Regions from separate parts of the Mus musculus genome. Here all the other regions are linked to region 1. A link is a loop called in an ENCODE intact Hi-C map of the cell type or tissue named here. Cell type or tissue: left cerebral cortex. All regions are shown on one strand. Each heading gives the region's core, and the rest is flanking DNA. Links, peaks and the distances in the headings are about the cores only.

Region 1 (5,657 bases), core at 1,269-3,768:
AGACATACACCGGCCCGCCGGGCCCGGCTCAGTGTCGGCGCCGCGGTCTGCACGGGCTTCCTCCGCCGCGCTGGGCCCTCACCGTGCGCCCCGCTTTGTTCCAAGTTACTTTGGCGGCCGGAGAGAAACTGCAGGAGGAGGGCGCTGTGTGGAGGGGGGCGGGGGGGGGGGCGTCCTCACACTGGTGTCCCCAGGAGGCTGGAAGCAGTCCGGAGCCTCCCTTCTGTGCCTTGGCCAGGCGACCCCCCGCAAGGCTCGCAGGAGTCCTGTGGACTGCGGTACCCGGAGGTGCGCAGAGAAGAGTGGCGATCTGGATCCGCAAGCCCGGCTCTGCCGGAGTCCTGGAACTGCCCAAAGCCGCAGCCGAGCGCTCAGGCGAGGAGAGGAGGAGCGGGTCTTGCTTCGGAAAAGGCTCCAAGAAAAGTTTGGCTCTTCACGTCTTCCAGCAGGTCCCCAAAGGAGTCCGACCGCAGAGGCAGAGCGAGATGGCACCCCCGGGCGCTGGCTGAGTCGGGGATTTCTCCTGCTAGCTTGTCTTGGCCGGGTGTGGGTGCCGCGGAGTGAATGAAGAGCAGAGGTTGTGAACCAGCCAGCCAGGCGGGGCCGGGATGCCCAAACCTGCAGGGCGACGCCAAGCCAACTGCCGGGCTGAGAAGCGAGAGGGGAAACAATCACTTTCGGATGGAGCCCTCCAAGTCCGGGATGGGCTGATGACAGTCTCCGTTCGCCTTCCGGGAGAGAGGCTGAACCCCCGCACGGCGTGCCCAGAGCCCCGGGGGGGAGCTCTCAGAAGTGTCCCTGGGACTCGGACCTCTCCGGCCCCAACCCCAGCAACTTGTAGAGATTCATCAATCAGTTTGAAACCGGGAGGGAAAAAGGGAGAGGGAGCACACGCGAGCTGCTGGCACCTCCCCGATGACTACATCAGAAAACCTTCCCGATCCGGAGCTGCCTCCTCCTTCCCTCCTTAGGCACAGCAGTAACGAGAGGTGAAAGCCACCGACCGAATCCTAAAACCTCTGCCCAGGCGGGAAAATAAACTTGAGTGCAGCGGCGCGAGCAGCCTGGAGAGGTTGGGAAGACTGGCGAGAAGTAGAAAGGAGGGGAAAAGTCAGTTTTGCAAAAGAGGAGGGAAAAAAAAAAAAAAAGAAAAGGAGAGAAAAAATGCTTTATGGGAAAAAAAATCTCCTCGGGCACGCCCCCTCGTTAATGACCTGCGTGTAAAGCCGACTGCCGCGGCGGCCCAGGCGGCAGCAGCCTCGGCACCACGCGAGCCCGCGCGCGTGGACGTGGACGTGGGCCAGCGGGAGGGGGGCTCCGCCCGGGCGTGTTGCGCGGGGCGCTGGGTTGGCAGGCGGCGCGAGCGTGGGGGGTGAGCTCCGGACCGAGCAGGGGGAGGCGCCGCCGGCGCTGCTGCCTCCGCGGCCCAGGTCATGTGGGCTGCTCCCCTCCCCACTCCCCCTCCCTCCATGCAGTTTACTTGGAGGGTGGGGGGTGATTGGAGTAACCAGTCAGGGAGAGGCCTGCTGTTTGCTTACAGATCGGTTTTTTTTTTTTTCCCCTCTCTTTTCTCTAACCGGATTGGTTTGCTCCGGGAGAAAGAGGCGTTTTCCTCATCTCCTCCCTCCCCACGCCTCCACCCCCACCCCCGCCCCACCTTCCTGAAACCTGACTAATTGAATTACTGAGAGTGCCGAGGCACCCTCTCCGCGGCCCAGCCCGGCAGCACGAGTAACCCTTTGGTTGCTGAAGTGCGTCTGGACTCAGAGTGATTTGGCATCTTTTTTTTTTTTTTTTTTTTTTTTTTTACTTGGGAGTAGGGTCTTTCGATTGAAAAGAAACTGGCTCCCACTCCAAAAGGGGAGCCGAAAATTGCTTCGGGGACCGCTCAGGTGACGTGAAGTCTGCGCTGACTGGCTAGGGCAGCCCTAAGTAAATCGGAGTTCGTGTAAACCTCCGCTCGGTTCTTCACGCCGCACACGCCGCGCAGGGTCATCTGGAAATCTGAGCATCTCTCTTGTGCCTTTCAACCCTCTCTTTCTACCCGAGATTTAAAGGCTTGGGGGCAGGAAATGGGACTTTTCTTTAAAGTGATTCTCTGAAAGCAGGTTTTGAAAAGTCGGAGAAAAAAAAAATCTCAGTTTAAAGTGATTACAATTCAGGGTGAACCTTCAGCTGGAAGGAGAAAAACGCAGCGCGCGAGCCCGTCAGTACTTTACACCTTTTCCACGCGGATCCTGGGGCTGGTTCGCTACGCACACGCACACCCCACATAAATATCTTGAACTAAACTCGGTTTGAGAAGAAAAGGGAGGGAAATAGTGAGAGGGAGGGAAAACGCCTTTATTGCTGAAAAAAGGCCGTGCATTCCTGGGCTGGTCAGGAGGTTGCAGGGCCCAGATCCTTTGAGGCCAGCTAAGCCGGATCTCCTGGGAGCGAGGAGTCCTGGCGCCTCGGGACGGGTCCCCTGTGGTCCTGCGCCCTGGCATCGAGCCCCATACCCGATGCTGCTGAGACCTGCATCCCAGACTTTTTATTTTGTTCTCTAGTGTATACAGCCTGGTAAGAAGGCCGAACCCAAAAAAGAAAGCCGTTTACCTTTCTTTCCATCCTCTCAACACTGCGTCTTTTCCCTTTTACATATTAGACGAATAAAATTAAATATCAAATTCTCCATCCTGCGTTTTCCAAAGCTCGGCCTGGGGTTTCCAGGCGCTTCGGAGAAATTTGGAAGCGTCCAGACGCCCTCCAGTGGTCGGCCTGCAGTCCGCACCCAGCAGGGGCATTGACGGCAGCCTCAGCCCACGCTGAGCCTGATGGAAAATCTAAGGTCAGGATGAGTGAAGACATGAGAGGAAAGAAGCAGTTCCCACAGGCTGGGCGTTACTGGACGTGATGGAGATTTTCCCTAATTATCCTGAAGGAACGTCCATGTTGAGTGACCAGACGTAAATTACAACCGTTATCGTTAGACTGCATGACTGACCAACTGATAGACTAATTTATAAGAGTTTAAATTGAGACTATTCTATTCGCTTAAGCTCTCCTCTGCTTCTTTCACCAAATTTCCAACGTCAAGAAAGGAGGGATACACCTTAAAGAAACAAGACGATAAGATTTTTACTATTAAAATCAATTTGGGTTTTCATTTAAAATGCTGCTGTCCCTCTGGCTGGTGAACAAGTTCAGGGTATGCTTTTTTTTTTTTTTTTTTTTTTTTTTTCTCTCTGCTGTGGAAGGATAGATTTCTTTCCCAGCCTTTTTGATGGTAACTGTAATAGGCACTCATGTGACAAAGGCACATGAGAATATTTCTGCAGGAAATATTCTGAACCCTTTAAAAGGTTATGTGTATCTTTAGGAAGGAGGGAATTCAAGACTTCTGTCTTGAGGAAAATGCTGAAACTCAGAAAGAGTCTCAAAGAGCTATCAGGTATCAGGGACGGAGCCAGCTGGCTTCCTAAGACACCACAGTTGAAAAGGGGCAGACAAAAAAAAAGAAATAATACATGCTTATTTCCCCCTTGGAAATGCATATAGATGTAAAAAGTCATCAAACCAAAAGAACAAGTCCATTTTAATATCTTAAACATCTCCACTTTATTTTAAATAGGAATGGCCCTATTTTAATGAGACAAAAGTATGCTATGGTCTTCCTTAAAATGATTCATGGGGTTGGAATAAGATACTAGATTTGAAATAGTTCAAAACAGAACTCAGATGTCTATTAGAAATAATTCTAAATTAAATGTCTCCTCTGGAGCCAAGTATTGACATTGGACTTACTAAGCAATGTGACCCTTGAATACGTGAGTGGATACAATTGGAAGAGAAGTATATATTAACTATACACGCCTTACGAGGTAATGTGACTAGCTCTGTCGGAAGACACACACAGTAAATCCATAGAAAATAGTTCCATATAAAATAGTGGTTTTAACCCCATGTTACCAATCTGCTCTTTATACAATGAGTAGCTTTTCTTCAGCTAAGGCAGGAGCCTCTTGTCCAACCAAAAGAAAACAAGAGCCATTAAAAGTGAAGGAATAAAAATTCATGGAATTGATGAAGGTGTTAAGTTCCACAAGATGAAAACAGGGTAGAACCTTAAAAGCAGGTTGGTAATGGTCTATGCAGGGCCCTCCCAGTCCTGTAAATGGGTATCAGCAGACAAGTACTCTGGTAACTTTAAAACCAGTAATACTGAGGCAAAACCATTATTTGCCTCAAAACATGAATTGGCTCTAATTGATTGATTGATTGATTGATTGGTTGGTTGGTTGATTGATTTAGTTTTGTTTTGCTTTGGGTTTTTCTTTTTTTTTTTTTTTATTTTTGTTTTGTTTTGTTTTGTCTTGTTTGCTTTTAACTGACCAAATCTGTGTTCTAATCTAAACTATGAGTTAGAATCACTGAGGGGAGCTCTCTAGAAGGAGAGTGCCTGAGCCCCCGTTGTTTAGGCTAGACCTGGATCTGTAATTTTTAAAAAGCTCTCTGGAGAATTCTAATGAGGATAGAAGATTGAGAAGCGCTGATCCAGGTAATTTATTTTTGCCTTAATTACTTCAATCTTTCAGGAAAATAAGGCCCATTCTTATTTATCAGCTCACCAGTGAGGCAGAGTTTCTTGATCCAGTCTGCTAAGTTGAAAGACGCTTTTAAACAATTTTCCATGTCACACAATTATTTACAAGTATGATCTCCAAGATATGACTACAGGAGCAATACCTACCTTTAAATGTGGGCAAATCTTTCTATTTGGCTTATTGGAATTAGCGTTGTAGAGTTCTATTATGTCAAGTGTCCAGCCAAAATGAGTGAATGAGATAAATTAAATAAATAAAAAGTGAATCAAGCCCCCACCGTTTGTAGACTCGGCAACTCTCAATTTAGGAAAATCAAATTTAACTATGTTAAGATGTGAAATTGGAACTTGTATCCAGCAAAAGTAATAGAGGAAACAAACTCTAGAGCAAGAACTAAAGAAAGTATAGTTAACATCCCTAATTAAACAAAAACAACCCTAATGAATGTTAGCATAGTATTTAAGCCAATCCTACTGTTTCTGCAGAGCTTTTAGTGTTTGTTCTAAATCCTCAGTGAGAGCTCCAACCACTAAGCTGTCACTCCGCGACCCTGCCCTCAGACTGAAGTGAAGCTCTATCTACTCTCTTCTTTACCCTCTTTCACAAGAGAAGTTTCTCAGAACACTTAGAAATAATAAGTCTGCTGCCTCTTCTCTCCTCAGACAGCCCGATGAGGGGAAACATTCATTTTCAACCTCTGATCTTGCTTACAGACTATCACATCCCTACCTTTAATACCAATCACCCTGATCTTTTGTCTCCTTCTCATGTGACTCTTTCTGTGCTGGGACTTCCTGTAGTCTGTTTCAGCATCCTTCCTTTTACACTCTAGGGGGAAAAAAACAACAACAAGAACAACCAAACAAAACAATCCAGAAATGGTTTTTAAAAGGCTCTGTGATATTCTAAAACAGGGATTTAAAGTTGTTCCATTTCGGAATGAGCAAGCTGTGTGTTGTTCTTCCTACTTCAAAACACGTTTTAAATAATGCGACTGTAGCAAATTCTCCAAATGTGCAGATGTGTTAGCAGTCATTTTGAGAAACACCTAGATCTCCTAATAAGGTGCAT
Region 2 (5,657 bases), core at 1,426-3,925, 410 kb before region 1:
TCTAAAAGCTTTGCTTTCTATGTATTCAGTGTTCACCAGAGATTCTTGCCTATGTTTTCCCCTTTTTCACCAGGTCATACCAATGTATGTGTACACACCTATGAAAATATCCATCATGTGACTGAGGTCCAATGAGTGTTCTGTAGATTTGAAAATGGCTTTCCATATCATGCGATTCACGATTACTTGCATCTTATTAAATAATTTTTTTGGTATTTGTGTAAATGTGTGCATACATGTTTATGTGTACATGCACAAGCATGGATTCACATGTATGGATTGATATGCCCACGTGGGCACATGCATGCAGATGCCAGAGGTCAATGTTAGTATCTTCCTCCTCAATAACTCTCCAGCTTAATGTTTTGGGTTGTTTGAGAATTTTGTGTATGTATATAATATATTATTTTAAATTCATTCCGCTCTCCCTCCCCTCAAATTTCTCTATTATACACACACACACACACACACACACACACACACACACACACACACAGGTTTTTTTTTCCAACTTTACATGTTATTTCTTTAAACCACTGAGTCAACTGAGCAGATATATTTTCTTATCTATACACATGATATAGACAATCTATGTGCATAGACATAATCTATTGGAGTGCAGGGCAGCATCTGGTGGAAGCTGACCCTCCTTTGCCAGCAACCTGATTATTGAAAGATTGTGTTTTAGTTTTATTTATGTATATGTGTGTCTATCTGCTTGAATGTATGCCGTATGTGTGCAGGTCTCCTCTGAGGCCAGAAAAGCGTGTCAGATGCCCTGGAATCTGTTATAGGGAATTGTTAATCACAAGATTCGAAGGCTGGGAGCAGGACGTGGTGCTATCGAAGAGCAACAAGCACTCTTAGCTGCTAGTTGAGGCTCCTTTCTAGTCCTACCTGTCTTATCTTTTCGAGCCAATGCCTCTCACTGAACCTAAAGCATACCAACTCTGCTAAACTGCCTGGCCAACAAGCCCCAGGGATATTCCTGTCTCGCCCAGGGTTGGAATTACAGGAATTTCCTGTCATATCCAGCTTTTTAACTGGGTGCTTTGAATCAAAACTCCATTCTGCGTGATTCACAGCAAGCATTCTTACCAACTGATCCATCTCCTCAGGCCCCGTTTTACTGAAGATGCTCGACCCTCTAATATCTTAACCCAAATGAATACATTTCTAACATTTTGTTATCCATTATGTCAGGCAAGCCTAAAAGAATGTAATGGTTGGTTGAAGGACTCTTTTAGTAAAGAATAGTCACTTTAGTTACCTTAATTAATTAGAGTTAATTATAAAACTGAAATGGGGGTATTATGGAAGCTCAATGCACCCTAGAGTCTGATGCATTGGGAAATGAGAAAAAATCCAATATGGTTCCTGTGTCACTCGCCTTATTGACCCAAGAGTACCAGGAACCATGTGGATCTCCTGCCAGTGACCCAGGTCTTCTGCTGCAGTTGTTTCTCTCACTCAGACTGCATAGCCACCTACCATCTTTCCCCCAATATTTCTTTCTGTTCTGCTTACTTGTGGGTTCTGTTTACTTGCTCCATCAGTTTATTCCTCTTTCTTGCTGCCATAAGACCTCTTCTTGTGGTTCCTTTTAGCTTATGCTCCCTCCCAAAACCAACTAACTGACTCCCTCCCCAGATGGCCTAGTTCAAATTCCTGAGTGAGGACATCTGACCAAACTAATCACCATTTCTCCTGTTTGGGCAGTTTTTATGCCAAACCATCTCACAGGACACTGGCCAGGCCAGGGATTGGTTAAGGATAGGACCACCCTGGACCAGTCAAATATGTCTGGAAGAAGGGGATTCACAGCCACCCAGAGTGGCTGCCACAGCCCACTTGTGGGCAAGATGCTTCAATTAGATGAAAGCCATTGTGATGTCAGGCACCACAATGAACCTGCCCAACAGAATCTTTAGACTTCAATTCAAATCGTGACAGTGTCTCCACTACTGAGGCTGGTTTCCATCTGGAAGAAAAACAAAAGCTACAATGACATTGCTCTAACATTCCCCTTGCTGTGGGCTTTTTAGAAGGCGACATCAGAGGACCTCTGTGGTTCTTTCATACTCTTTGATGACAATTCACTCTAACTCAATAAAACAATCCCTCATATACATGGGCCTCAATTGTTTGGGGACTACAGCAACAAACTCTTTTTATGCATTTTTATCTAGGTTTAAATTCCAGTAAGTTATACCAAATCCATCACTTCTTCGTCCAGACCATTCCCATGGCTAAAAGTGCCATCTAAGTGAGAATGAATCAGCAGTATCAACTTGGCCCAGCTGTCTCATCTGAGTTCCCTTTCTAGGTTAGCCACTTCCACGTAAATATTTCATGGCAATTTCATACTTCGTCAATGCCACTGAAATTTGTCATGTCTCAATTAATTTCACCTGCCTTCTCCCCCCAGTTAAATGACTCTTTCTCAGTTATCCACTTGCTCACGTAACAGATTCGATCGTCATTCCTCACTCTTCCTTCTCCTAGGCCTACATCCAATTGATCATTGCTGTTTCTGTTGAATATTCCTTCAAAATTACTCCATTCCTCTGCCTCCATTGCTACTGCTAGAGTGACCTCGAAGAGCATTGCCTCTAGCGCCTTGTATAACAAAGCTGTTTCTTCTGCCAACATTCTTGGACACATCCAAATCCTCAATTCATTGTGTGCTTTTCCTACACTTTCTTTAAGTCTTGGGTGAGGTTTACTTCCTCAAAGAAGCCATTCTGGGGGCAGAAAACCCTCCTGTCTGTCTCAGACCTCTCAGTCTGCTCCTTCTCAGATGGTGTTTGGCGTGATCAGTTCCTCTGTATTCCCACCTACAGACTTTTCTGTTTTGGAGAGCAGAAGCACGCCCACACTTTCATAGTCTGCCAGCCCAGCACAGGATGGTCTAGAGCCGATCGTCAGGGAACACTTGTAAGCCACTCTTGTTATACAAGCACTAGGGATGCTGAAGCAGGAGAACCACAATTTCAGAGTAAGCATGAGCTACATGTACAGAATATCTCAAAAAAAGATAAAACCAAAAACAGCCGAGGTATTTTTATAACAACTGTTTTACTCAGCAAGACCTCTGTGCCTCCACTAGACATTTCCTCAAAATCCATCCAGAGAAAAAGAGTTATGATTTTGATAAAGACAATTGGAAGCAGCCAAAGACATGCATAATCCTTAACATGAAACAGTAAATGATATATATAAAAAGATGCAAAACTAAAGCTATGGTTCAAGTCATGCTGAGTCCTATAAATCAATTTGTATAAGCAGAGTAAAATTTATTATTTAAATATGCTTCCTAACATATTGCTAAAGACAGTAGCATGCCATGCCTCTGAGAATTACAGAATAGTCCCCCATATTGTATATTAATTCATACTTCTGAATCTCAAATATTCCAATAAGGAATAACAAATAACCAAGTGTTAGAAGAAAAGTTACAAATTACAGTCATATGTCACAGTCCAACCAAATGGCAGCCAAATTTCCCTATATAAATTACACAATTCTCTTATGATTTCACAAGAGGTAATGAAAAGAAAGTCAGCAAAAAGAAAATTTCTTCACCCAACTAATACAGTATATTAGAAAAAGACTCATGTTTAAACTGTTACAGATGAGTGAGTTTTCCCAGAAATGCAATTTTAACAAACCATAATGCCACTGAGATATTAAAACTAAATTTAGAATTTTGTGAATTAGGTTAACACCCTCAACACAAAACGATGCTAGTATCACATACTTTAAATAATGATACTCGGAGAGCAACAATACAAGACTTTAAAATGCAGTGGGGAAACTATAGCTAGTCAACAAAATATTTAGGGAAAAACATCCTTTAAATGTACCACATCTATAAACCAATAATGAAGGTTGTTCTGGGATGGGGTGACCCTCTTGTTGTTTAATAACTTTGTTACCACAGTTATTGCTATTAATTATTAGTAAATCTGAGGTTATGGCTTTGAAAGTGAAGCACAACATGGCAGATGAGACCAAATCTACTATTCCAAGATGAAACTACGTTTGCTTCTAAAGTGGTGATTAATTTCAATCTTCATCCTCTCTCCAACACATTCGCAGAGGAGAGGTCAGAGTTATCCGCTGATGAGGAAAAGATGCAGCAGCGAAATCTGCAGCTTGAGGTTTCTGTGGAGGTCAGGTGGGTAAACAAACTAGCACTGTCTTAGGCCAACTGAAGGGTAATTATTTGTGGGTAGATGAAGTGAGAAGTTTGGTGGCCTTTACCATCCTTTGGTCAGGCACCAGGCCCTGACACTACATGGTCTCCTACGCACTCTCACCTCTCCTCCATGAGGATAAACTCTGCCACCAACTCGGCATCCAGGACCCTCACTCTTAACAATGTGGGTTTGTCTTCTGCATTTGGTTTTGCACTGATCTCCAGTTCAAAAACATAAGGTATATATATTCTGCAGCAGTCTGATGTAGAAATTCTAAAGGTTCATGGAATAAAAATAAACTTGTTCTGGCAAGGCCATTTGGGGATATTACTTGGCATCTTTAGGATGTATTCAGAAATAAGTGAGCATCCATTTGTAGCCGCCCTATGACACAGTCTCTGCCTGCATTGTTATTATGCTTATAACTGCTTCAGGGATTCATGCTGGTCTTTTTCATTTTGCTTTTTAGAGGTCCATCTACAATCTCTTTTGTACTTTATTTTTTCTTAAATCAAGGAGAGCAAAATTCCAAATTCTCCACAGACTACACGACAACATGAAAAACCCTTAGTTTAAGTCCTTCTTAAATGTACTGTGTTTGGTGGAGTACGACCCCTTCGGAATCTCCCGGTGGCTGTCAAAACAGATGTGTGATGTCTGTGTCTGTCAGGTGCCTCTTTATAGTCTTACATGGTTGGCTTGTCCTTGCTCTGCTCAGAGTCATTCAAAAACTACTTTGAGAGCCAGCCGTGAGAATTGCAGATCATTTTTCAAAGGTATGTACAGCTCTGCAAATGACAATGAGTTTACGGGTGCACTCTTACTCCGTGTAACACAGAGATGAAAGAGTTATCAAGGACACCAACGCTCATTGCTTGTGTCGATGAAAACCTCATGAATTCTAAAACCGTGGCAATAATCTCTTTCATGGAAATAGATCTAGGAGATTTTCATGCACAAGCCACCTGATTTCTGCCTGGATGAAGTAGCCTTATAAAACTTAGTAAGGGCTCCCACATCTACTGGGGCAGAGAGTAGAGGCCAAGATCCTCACTCCTCTGTGGAAATAGGACAGCCACACTCCTGTAATTTAGCTTACAGATAACTCAGAGTCCAAATGCTATGCTTTTCTCTCATTTAAAGTAGAGGAAGCTTAGAGGCAAAATACAGGTAAGAAACATATTCAGGATCACCAAGCTCACAGATGCTATTCTTAGTGAAATGCAGAGGTTTTGCCTCTGATGCTTTGAAAACACACATAAGCATACAGAGAGAGGAAGAGAGACAGAGAGACAGAAAGACAGAGAGAGAAAGAAAGACATAGAGGAGAAAGGAAGGGAGGGAGGGAGGGAGACAGACAGAGGGAAAGGAGAGATCCTAAACATCCAACAGTAGTTTAGACTTATACTACATTTTCAAACTGGACTCTTATATATTCATACTTCCTTATCTTTG
Region 3 (5,657 bases), core at 1,426-3,925, 130 kb after region 1:
TCGAGTGCCAAAAAAACAAGGGTCTTCCGTGAGCTTCCCACCCTCTACTCTTGTAAGCAGATGAAAATGCCCTTTCTGGATTTCCGTCTTAACAGGCAGAGTTCCCAGGAAGCAGTCTCTGAGGAGGAAGGGTATAAAGGCATGGTCTCAGGACAGATAAAGCGTAGCTGGGGATAAAACGAATCAGCCGTCGCCCATTTCCAGGAAAGCAACCTTGTCCAGCTTTAGCATTATTTCTAGGGAGTCAATGACTGACAGTTAGGGGTTGTCGCCTCCAGAACAAAGGCCTCTCTCCAACAGGGCCATCCAACACTACACATCATAGCATCCTACATAGATTTAAAATGTAGGTTAGGAGTACTCCACAAGATAAGAAGCTATTCATTGTTTTGCCTTAGTCCATAAATAAGTGTGCTTTTGACAAGAACTTTTGGATGTTATTCATTTTTGTTATAAGAATCATCTGGTAACGATTATCTGTCACACCATGAGTTCCAGTGCTGGTTGGACTGCCCCAAATCCTGTTCTTCTCCCAAGCCTCCTAGTCTGTCCTCTAAACCTCCACAGGGGCTGAGAAGTCACATTCCAGGGAAAGAATCCATTAGTTTTGGTACCAAACTGACAGGTTCCACTTACCATTGACTTCGACCCCTATAAAAAAGAGACCATTCTCCAATCTGCATTTGCTGAATATTTTTCTTGACCTTCCCACTCAAGGGTGAGATGCTTTATGCTGCACTCAGACAAAGAGCATCAACCCTGTATCTCTCTGTTCCTGCATCCAGAAATAGGGGAGTTAATCGAAGCAGCTTGCGTGGTTCCTCTGGCTCTAGGGCTCTATGATGCCTCAAGTCTGAAATTTTGGATGAGGAGAAGCAGACATCCTTGTGATTAAAACCAGGCAAGGCAGGGAGACGTCTAAATAAAAGGCTAGCCTGCTAGAATACAAGTGTTATATAGCCCTGCTAATGCACTATGCCGTTGGAAGGAGACATTTGTTCCTTCATCTTCCTCATCTATCCTTGTGGAGACTCTGTAGGGTAGGGAAAGTCAAAGGCTGTAGCTAAAGGTATTAGTAACAGGGGAAAAAGGATTAACAATTGAGTAACACATTCGGGGTCCTCTGAATTGTGTTGGACAAGCAAACAACATTTCATCCTCAAAGTGTCTTTTCCGCCCCCCTCACGTTCCTCTCTCTTTCAATCAGAAACTTAGGATAAGAAATATCAATTATATTTCCCAATTTCTGTTTATTCAAAAAACAATCTCTTATTAAGCTGCTCCATCCTTAGGCATGCGCAAGAATATTTCAAAACATGAAATATTCCAGGAAAGCTAGAACTCTCTGTTCTGGGAATTGCAAGAGCAAATGAGTTTACCAGGAAATCGTAGGCTAAGCGTGGGTACAGTTGGGCAAACACTCGGACACTGGGTGCTGGTTGTCAGCTCGGTTAACAAGTGAGCAAGGCGTCTTCGGTGTACTCACTAGGAAAACAGTTGTTAAGACTTTGATCGTCAATCATGCTCCATTGGGTTGGCCAAACATATATTTTGCACAAATACACATCTGCATAGCGCATTCACAATATTCCTCTCTCTTCCCCTTGGAACTGGAGATGAGACTTTTGGGACAATCTGTCAGGCATGGCAATCAGGTGACTGTTGAAACCTAAAAGGAGACTTAGGAAATGGAATGGCCTCAAGGATCTGGGTACCAGAAAGAAATCTATGATGAAGCAATTTACCAACAACAAAAAAGGAAGGTCAGCCTTTGTTGCATTGTATAGACAGTGGTACACACACACACATACATACACATACACACACACACACACACACACTTATCCCCATGACATAACTGGAGGCATAGTAGAAAGAATTTAAAGAGAAAAACTTGAGAGAGGTAGTAGAGAAGACCCAAAACTTCCCTATTCCCTGGGGAAGGTGAACACTTCTAAGGCATTTAAAAATTGAGGTTGAATTAAACTCCAGGAAATATCTCCTATTGTTGGTAACAATTCCACACTGGCCTACTGGGACAGAGCACATCTTCTTACAAGACATTTTCATTTCTAATTTCTTTAACTCCATGGAAAATCCATCTTGAATTCCCTACAAATCTCTGCGGTGTTTACTAAGTGAAATAACTTAGTGCCCTCAACAGCCTTCACCAACTCACTACCCACTGGTTCCTCCAAATCAATAATAAACACATTAAATACTATTGGTCCCCAAACAGACCCCAAATGCGCCGTGCTATTAACCTCTCTCTATTGCAGGAGACCAACGGACACAGTTTCTTGCTGCTTAGCTGGTTTCATTTAAAAAAAAAAAAATTGCAGCTGACGGCTGCTCTCGCCCAGTTTGAGAAGACAGCCTCCATGTCTGTTCTTTCCTCATCTGCTCTACTTGGCCATCAGGGTGCAGGGCCTAGGGTGATGCCAGCTCCTTTGATGTGGGATGTCTTAGGTTGAGCAGGGGTAGAAAAGTCTATAGAACCACTTAACTGTTCTTGCTGCAAAGCCATTTGCGGTACCATTTTTTAGTTCATTGAGAAATGTCAATGTTCTTTCCAGTCTGGCGGAGGCAGACTTGACCAGGTGTCTCTACACAGAGTGGGTTCTCACAGTTTGGCTGCGCGCGTGTGTCATCAAGCTAAATAAGGAGCCAGTTTAGTCCGCCACCCCCCTTTTGCTTCTGCCGGCCAGACACACTTCCCCATATGACAGTCTTATAAATAGCTGCCGAGCAGCTGGGCCTTCTCTCACCTCCTGACTCTGTCAGCTTCCCCCACCACAAGCCCCTGACAGTCATGCAGCTGGGAGCTCCCCTCTCTCCTCCCTTTCCCACTCTCCATCCTCCACCTCTGGCATGCAACCACCCCCTTGACGGTGCTCAATGTAACCGTTTCAGGATTGGCTCTCCATGAGAGAAAAAGGTCAAGCAGGTTGGGGGCTGGATTTGACCACCAAAGCAAAGCTGTCACCCAATTAAATAAGGAGATAGAAGGTTGGGAGACACTGCAGTCAGACACAAGACAGCCTGTAGTACAGGGGCCAGATGGCTGACCCAACAGAATCTCAGAATCATTCTGGAGTGAGTCGAATATTATAAATATCCATGGCATCTCTCTCTCTCTCTCTCTCTCTCTCTCTCTCTCTCTCTCTCTCTCTCTCTCTCTCTCAGATTTATATATCTGGGGATAGTTGTGGGGCAAATACATGTAATGGAAATGCATTATTATTAACTTTTACAAAATACCAAGAATATGTTCAGAGCTAAAATAAGGATGGGGTTCTGGATAAGAACAATACACAAAAGAGAGAAAGATCTGGTAGCCAATCTTTCATAGGAAGCACACAAAATAGAAATGGTGTTTTCTTCTGGAATTCCTGTTTTGTTCCATGCACCAGACCTTCGGGGTATTCAGAATCAACATCTTTTACAAGAATGCTTTAAGGGCCTACTGCGTGCTAGACACAGGTTGTCCGGGGATATTTCCTGGCCTGTTCTGGTGAGGGACTCAGATAAGTGAGCTATAGATGTCACAGAAGATGCAATATTCAGTCTGCTTTGGGGAAAGAGTTTTGTGGAAGTGTGGGGACAGGGAAGAGGACAACTGGGGTGGCAGGGATAAAAGGACCCTCAGGAGGATGCGCAAGATCTGGGGAGTTGAGGAAACTGAATGGACCCATTGAGACATGGAGCATAGGCTTGAACTGGGCCTGAGAGATCCTGTCAGCACCCCTGTTTCCCACCATGATCATCACCGTACAGTAACATATCTGTTCCCTCTTTCCAGAGGACAACCACAAGCTGGCTTTTGCTCTTAGTTGATTTCTTTGTTTTTAGCATCCTGCCTGACAATGCCCCCACACAACTAAGTAAATTGACTCTTTCTTGAAGGCTTTTTTGAGAATTCCCTGTTATCCAATTTAACCTTCAAAAATTTGGTAAATAAATAATATGATCTGATCCCTTCTTGTGGTGAGTACATGCAGGTCAAATGACTGAGTACCTGGCCAAATGCTATTGAACGGCAGAGATTGTAGATGAAGCCAAGCAGCCTGGTACTTAAGCCTGTGCTTTCCTTCCTTGCATGGTCAGATGACGTCACATGATAAGACCAAGGGGTAGATTGGAAAAGCAAAGTAGTGTAGAAGAGGGGAGACGGAGAAAGTAGTTGGATGTGGGAGATCCTTTTTTCTATTAAATCTCAAGGGGTCCAGATTTCTGGATCCATCACAAGATCCCCTCCACTTCAACTGTTTTGGGAGTGTTTTAGATCATGAATGGGGCTGGCTACTCTGAGCAGGAGTTACCTACTCCATTGAGCTGGCCTTTACAGCTGTGCCCTGATTAGATTCAAACTCGTAGTAGTTATCTCCTCCTCTAGCATCTTGGGAGCAGGTCCCTTCTTCCCTCCAGGATCTTCACAGCTTCCCACTGCCACCCAGACCCCAGGCTCTGATCTTGGGAGATGCTCCAAAATACGACTGGGCAGCTGGCTGAGAGTTCAAAGGTCACCTAGTTCCTATGACAGGAGGGAGCTCTGAGATAGTCCCCTCTTGCCTAAATTGGAAGTGCATGATAAAGCTGATGACTTCCTAGGAACCTTTCCTTATCCTGAATCCACATTTCCGTCTCTGCCTTCACTCCATGCCAGCTGGACAGTACACTATGATGTTTTGAAAGTCAGAATGGCTTCTTCAGTGTGTTTTCTGGCGCACACACACCAAAGCAGGACCTGTGTTCATTGCTCTTCCCACGTTCTCACATTTCATTTTCATAGTCGGTAAGGGTGGATCAAGGTGACCAGCGCTCAGAGGGCAGAAGCACGTGCCTGATGTCACCTGGAGAATGAATGAGTGACCAAGCTGGGATCAGAAACCGAGATCTTTCTGACTGTAGAGTCAAAACACTCAGCCACCGAGAGTATCCTGAAATAATAGTCCATTGTAGTCAATAGGATTCTAAATGTATAACTTTTTCTACTCTAAGAATTTAAAAATGAGATTTATCTTGACAGTCCAACCCATTACCTCAGAGGTTAATTTAAGGCTTTTTTTTCTTTTTCATTAGCCACATAATTATATTTTGACATTAGAAAATTAGAAACAGGAATATAAACCCTGTGTTACTCTGTAGCCCTAATTCTGGAGCACACTTAGTATTTACCTTTTTAGAAAATGTTGCATGGAAAATCATGGGAAGTAACTGTGAAGAGTTTCACATATTCTATGTGCATGTGTGTGTGTGTGCTGATAACTGAACAACAGCTTTTGTCCAAAAAATTAAATGTGACAAGAAATTAATCAACATTGTGATCTAATTATTTTTAGAATTATGAGAAAAATGTAAGGTGTCTCAACTATTTAATTTTGAAAAGTGTCTATGGAAATTAACTTTAATTATCTTTTATAAGGATTTTAGTTTTCTTGCCTTCCTTAGAAGGAGTTTTCAAAACTCCCTAATATTGCTTTCATGAAAGGATTCTTTATAACACATGACTTTAAATGACTTTAAAGAACATGTTACATGTGATTGTTGGAATGGCTCAATACGTTGTTTATCAAACTCAAGAATTAAAATACAAAGCTTTATTAACGATATAACTATTTGCCCCCTTACTACCCCTTGGGTCTGTGAGATACGGG

What was found. A loop is a pair of places that touch in the nucleus more often than their neighbours do. Peaks named below come from ENCODE experiments on the same cell type or tissue, not always from the same donor. Only the 100,000 strongest peaks of a DNase experiment are listed, where the experiment ranks them.
Region 2: it touches region 1 in a loop (2.2-fold over the local background); 3 of 42 quality-filtered maps call a loop at or near these places.
Region 3: a loop joins it to region 1, with 2.6 times the contacts of the local background. A loop is called at or near these places in 3 of 42 quality-filtered maps.

What each region holds. Positions count from the first base shown.
Region 1 is chr17:62,881,587-62,887,243 of GRCm38, forward strand. No RefSeq gene overlaps it. Among named protein-coding and RNA genes, the nearest start is that of Efna5, 3.1 kb to the left of the region's middle. In left cerebral cortex, for the core only: a CTCF peak has its summit at 2,760 (motif pointing left); DNase peaks (open chromatin) are centred at 1,422, 1,998, 2,299 and 2,738; H3K4me3 peaks cover 1,728 bases; H3K27ac peaks cover 1,710 bases.
Region 2 is chr17:62,468,042-62,473,698 of GRCm38, forward strand. No RefSeq gene overlaps it. Among named protein-coding and RNA genes, the nearest start is that of Gm25800, 14 kb to the left of the region's middle. In left cerebral cortex, for the core only: no CTCF peak of the experiment used is centred there; a DNase peak (open chromatin) is centred at 2,878.
Region 3 is chr17:63,009,685-63,015,341 of GRCm38, forward strand. No RefSeq gene overlaps it. Among named protein-coding and RNA genes, the nearest start is that of Gm34230, 13 kb to the right of the region's middle. In left cerebral cortex, for the core only: no CTCF peak of the experiment used is centred there; DNase peaks (open chromatin) are centred at 2,690 and 3,508; H3K27ac peaks cover 1,572 bases.